Regions from separate parts of the Homo sapiens genome. Here region 2 is linked to region 1. The links are chromatin contacts, found by Hi-C or POLR2A ChIA-PET in ENCODE. All regions are on one chromosome and are shown on one strand. The core of a region is the stretch at or near the end of the contact, and the rest is flanking DNA. Distances in the headings are between cores, read along the strand shown.

Evidence for each region. A loop is a pair of places that touch in the nucleus more often than their neighbours do. ChIA-PET counts read pairs that join two places held with the same protein, here RNA polymerase II (POLR2A). Pooled maps may share reads with other maps.
Region 2: a loop to region 1 is called in a pooled map, with 7 times the contacts of the local background. The contact joins the enhancer-like site here to the promoter of ATAD1 in region 1. A Hi-C loop is called at or near these places in 2 of 168 maps with a recorded cell type or tissue (CD8-positive, alpha-beta T cell and endothelial cell of umbilical vein) and 11 of 50 pooled maps. POLR2A ChIA-PET finds 5 or more read pairs at or near these places in 13 of 52 experiments (AG04450, H1, HEK293T and 8 more).

What each region holds. Positions count from the first base shown.
Region 1 is chr10:87,816,786-87,819,499 of GRCh38, reverse strand. ATAD1 (ATPase family AAA domain containing 1) reads left to right here and starts at 1,274. Exons shown (of 10, transcript NM_001321967.2): 1 at 1,274-1,333. It also overlaps the pseudogene CFL1P1. RefSeq lists a silencer at 1,127-1,176.
Region 2 is chr10:87,759,045-87,761,748 of GRCh38, reverse strand. The region is part of intron 8 of ATAD1 (ATPase family AAA domain containing 1); the gene reads left to right. Among named protein-coding and RNA genes, the nearest start is that of ATAD1, 58 kb to the left of the region's middle. Within about 2 kb of position 1,353, at least 2 of the 41 ENCODE cell types and tissues checked have a DNase peak (open chromatin) inside an H3K27ac peak, as active enhancers do; they include endothelial cell of umbilical vein, where a contact is called at or near this core.

The DNA.
Region 1 (2,714 bases), core at 25-2,524:
GTTTGTAACTAGTAACATTCGTTAACAATCAGGCTGCAAAATTGTTATTATTATTGAGACAGGGGCTTGCTCTGTCGCCCAGGCTGGAGTGGAGTGGCTTGATCACTGCAGCCGTGATCTCCCACGCTCAAGCGATTCTCCCACCTCAGCCTCCCAAGTAGCTGGGACTACAGACATGCGCCACCAAATCCAGCTAATTTTTAGGTGGTTTTTTTTTTTTTTTTTTTTTTTTTTTTGTAGAGACGATTTCTCATTATGTTGTCCAGGCTGGTCTCGAATTCCTGACCTCAAGTGATCCTCTCGCTTCGGCCTCCCAAAGTGTTGGGATTACAGGCGTAAGCCACCGCGCTGGCCAAGCTGCAGAATTCTTTAGCCATCAAAGATGATGCCTCAAGTAGAAAGGCACAAGCTGCCTTCCTGAGGAACACAGGGAGAACTCTCATTACATCATAGTCTCACCGACTCTGTCTGAAGGAAGTGATGCTTCTCGTATCTCAGGAGTGTCTAATGTCATCTGGCCCACCGGCAGTTTGTGTATTCAGGAGGCTCTGGCTTTCAGGTTTGCTCCCTTGGGACCTCTTGTGTCACGTCGCTCGTTCTGGAAAGGAAAAGGGGTGAAAGAAAAAGGGAAATCACCAAAATGCAAAATCTGTTACCAGATGCCCTATTCCGTCCTAACTACCGAGTCTGGTGGCGTGGGCTGCTAAATCTTTTCGCGGAAAGATTGTCAGGCGCCACCCCGAGGTGTTTGTCAGCACAGAGATGGGGGAGAAGGGTGAGCTCACCCGAGAATTGAAAGGCAGGTGGTGAGGGATGAGGGGTGAGGAGTGGAGGGTGGCCATAAGCTTCTGCGTTTTGGCTAAAGTACAGACACAAAGCCGCGGCGTGAGGGTTTGCACAGAGTGGTGGGAAGGAGAGAATGTATTTGCTGGGTACGCAGAGCATTTCTGCACTCTCAAGAAGGCTGCCCGATTTGTCAGGGTTGCGCCCCGAGCCCGCGAGAAGGGCAGGGACTTTTTGTGATAAGCGCCTTCCCAAAGGTAGTGTCTGTTAAACGCAGAGCCTTAGCGAGTGCTGCTCGCAGACACGCCGGCTTCGCAGAAAGTCTCAGTCTAGCAGGTAGCTTAAGCAGACATCAGGTGCGCGAATTTGCTCTCCCTCACTGTTTCTAAGCCTGGGAGCACGCCCCCTCCGCGCCGGCGACCGCGGGTCGCGCATGCTCCGTGGGAGGGAGTGCGCCGCGCCTCCCGCCGGAAGCGTTCTCTCCCAGGTTGCGTTTCCTTCCTGTGTGAGGCCGGCTGAGGGCACTTGCTCTTGCTGTTTCTGCCCCTGGGTGAGTAGCTGGTTCCCGTGGGGCCTCATGGGATGGTTGTCGTATCCTTCTGAGGTCCTTTAAGGACCGTCTCGGACCTGGGAACCCCCGGAGGAAAGGTCACCCCGGTCTTCTCCCACGCCCTACCTCAGTGCCGCCCCCAAGCGCCCCGCAGCCCTTAGTATCTAGAGGATTAACCTCCAAGGGCGTCCCGGGCCTCGCCTTGGCGTCCGGCCCGGCCTGGGCCCTTAGGGTCTGCTTAGCTCTTCCCCAAGACTCGTGCCATTCCCGAGGGAATCTTTGTCGGCATCCTGGTCACTGTGGGGGTTTGAGGTCGTCCCGGAAGACTTCAGAACCAGGCGAACCTAGACGAAGGCGGCTGGAATGAACCAGGTCTGATTGTCGCACAGGCGCGGCCACCACCTTGTGCAAAATCGAAGGTGGTTCTTCAGGGCCGGGCACGCTTTCACAAAAGATGGTGATGTTAATAATAACCTGCCCTCTTTGTGAAGATTGGCAGGCCTTCATTGTCATAGGCTGTATTCGTAGGGCCTTTATGCCTGCAAAACTGGGACTTTTGAGTTTGAGAAACGATTTGTGAAATACTGCAATGAATTAGGAGAGAAATACTACAGTGAATGCTATGCTATGAATGCTATACATGTCAATAAATTGCTCATAGATGAGGTAGTACGATTTCACGGTTTTCCACTCGGAAATGGAGAACTTAAAATGAAACGACCTGATACCATATTTGCCTAACAAATAACTCTAGGTTATAGTGTTTTAGGATGTTTCTTAGTTGCATACAGCACTATCATCGTATATGTACATATTTGTGTATTCATTTTGTTGAACCTAATGTTTATACAGGATTGAAATACGCTCCCTGCTGTTGTATGCGCATGCAGCTTTTATTGTATGTTCGCTGGTGATGGTATTGCTGCTGTAACAGCCTTACATTTTAGGTATATCAATACCAAATGAATGATACATGAGTGTACAATAAAGTATATATAGTTACAGTCTACAAAACAAGTTTCAGTTTCATTGAAGGATTTTGAAGTAATTTAAAAAGGTAGACTACTATTTTACAAGTGGCCTTAGTAGACCTAAGTCTTTATTACATTAAAAATTTCAGAATTGGGAAGGATATAAACGGGTTTTGTGTGTTGACCTTTTATGGGATTAAAAGTTGTTACTATCTTGATGACTGGGATGTGTTCATAACAGCCCTAATTTGTTCATGTAGTTCAATGAATATCCAGTAGATGACTTGGTTGGTAGTTTTATCACTACCAACTCTAAAACGAAAACGTTTTACTGGAATGCCACCGCTTTTCACAGATTAGGTTAATAAAACCCTTATCTTGTCTAAATTATTTTCCTCTGTGAGTATACC
Region 2 (2,704 bases), core at 104-2,603, 58 kb after region 1:
TTAATTTTAGTATTCAGTATTCTGCTTTCTTAGTACTGTCTTTGGAAATTCTTTTAGGATTATATTTTTCATGGCTACAGGGAATTTTTTTTTTAGACAATCTCTGCTTTGTCACCCAGGCTAGAGTGCAGTGGCACAATCTCAGCTCACTGCAGCCTCCCTGGGCTCAAGTGATCCCCCCGCCTCAGCCCCCTGAGTAGCTGGGACTATAGGTGCATGCACCACACCCAGCGAATTTTTTGTATTTTTAGTAGAAATGGGGTTTCGCCATGTTGCCCAGGCTGGTCTAGAACTCCTGAGCTCAAGAGATCCACCCATCTCAGCCTCCCAAAGTGCTAGGATTACAAGCATGAGCCATCCCACCCAGCAGATACAGGGAATTTTTAGCAATTCTGTTATTCATAAAACCACAAAGTATAGTCTCTAATCAGTTTTATGTTGCAAAATACGAATGCTCTCTGGATAATTGCTGACATGAGAACATCTCGTCATTTCCCACTGGTTGGTATTTATATGCTGAAGGATTACTGCTACTTCAATAAAATCTGAAGAAAATTAATTTAATTTTGTTAAAGATGCCTCAAATCAGTAGCACATATATTTATTTGGTAAACTGAGCACTGTCATACTTATACATTGTGGAGCTAAATAAGGGTTTTTTGTTGTTTTTTTTTTAAATTCACATGAACTTCCAGACTTTGAGTTCATCTTCTCTGAATAAAAGATTGAAGCTTTTGAAATGATACTGTGTTCTACTCTTTTACAATTATTTTATTGATAGGTATTCCTTAACATGATTCGCTTATTTTAAAAAGATAGTGTAGTGATTTTGGCTTAAGGTTTTAAGTATAAAAAGAATTAGCACTGATAAAATTTATACCCTATAAAAGTATTTCGTCTGACTTTAAGGAGGTAGCTTTTTTCCCTATACAAACTGACCTGAAATTACTTTTGTATGATATAGCAGCAATAGTTTTTGTTTTTTGTTTTGAGACAGAACTGACAGTCTCCTACATTCTAGCTGACCAGCCTCATCATTCTAGCCAGACTGGAATGCAGTGGTGTAATCCTAGCTCACTGCAGCCTTGAACTCCTTGGCTCAAGTGATCCTCCTGCCTCAACCTCCTGAGTAGCTAGACACACCCAGCTAGTTAACAAAATTTTTTTTGTTGAGATGGGGTCTGTGTTAGCCCGTTCTCAAACCGCTATAAAGAACTACCTGAGACTGGATAACTTATGAAGAAAAGAGGTTTAATTGACTCACCGTTCCACAAGCTGTACAGGAAGCATGGCTGGGAGGCCTCAGGAAACTTAACAATCATGGTCAAAGGCGAAGGGGAAGCAAGCATGTCTTACCATGGCAGAGCAGGAGTGGGAGAGAGTGAAGGGGGAAGTGCCACACATTTTTAAACCATCAGATCTTGAGAGAACTCACTCACTATCATGAGAACAAGGGGGAAGTCTGTCCCCATAATCCAATCACTTCCCACCAGGTCCCTCCCCCTAACACTGGGAATTAAATTCAACATGAGACTTCGGTGGGGACACAGAGCCAGACCATATCAGGGTCTCATCATTTGCCCCAGCTGGTCTTGAAATAAAATTATAAGTGTAAAATGCTTAGAGTACATAGATGTTATTTACAAGTATACTATTAATGGTGGATATAATAATAAACAACTGCATAAGTAAGTATCATTCTTTCAAGCTATTTTAGAAGTCTGTTAACTTATTCTGCTGTTGCTGCCTATACTCAAAAGCTTTTTAACTTGGGAATTGCCTTCAGAGTTGCCTAATGAAAAGAGTTCTCATTATTTCATGGTTTATCTAAAAGCTATTATCTTAGAACAAAATGAGCTACTTTTAGAGTGCTTGCTATGTGCCAAGCATTTTGGTGAGCTATACATTGTTTTATTTAATCCTCATTTATCTAAGGAGTACATATTAGTCCTATTTTACAGCTGAGGAAACTGAAACCCAGAGAAGTTTTGTAATAACTTGCCCAGGATTACACAAAGAAGTGATGGAGCCTACTCTTAACCATTAGGGTATGGTACCTCTTAATTAAATCTTGCTCCCCCAGTGACTGGAATCTTCTTTTCTTTGTTTTCTTATACTTGGTTGGTTCATCTTTCTAACTGTATCATCTTATCAGGCACAAGATTTGTGAGTGGTTAGAACATAGGGTGGCCCAACAACGGAGTGGTCAAAAGACAGGAGGAAGTGTTGGATGTTTAATTTTTAACATCTCAGAGTATAGTTTGGAAAGCTCTTTAAAGTAGTTTGTTAAATGTATGAAATATTTCAAACATATAAACAAATAGCCCCATTATCTTCCACCCATATTTAACAGGCAATTTTAATATATTTCCACATTTGCTTCATTTTTTTTTTAATTAAGTACAGCCTTAAGCAACCACTGGCCACTTCCCATTATCACCGTCATTGGTAACCTGCTGTCCAGGAGTTGATAGAGTTTATCAATCCCGTGAATATATGTGAACAGATACCTAATGCATGTGTATAGGTATATGTTATTTTTATTCTTTTTACAAACAGTAGAAAAATTAGATCCTTGTATGTGTCTGTTTCTTAAGGACACATGAGAAGAGTTTCTCAATTCACAAAAAATTAAAAACTACAAAGGAAAGAGAATAGAGAAGTCTGACTATAATCAGACTTAAAGCTTCTGTGTCACGGGGTA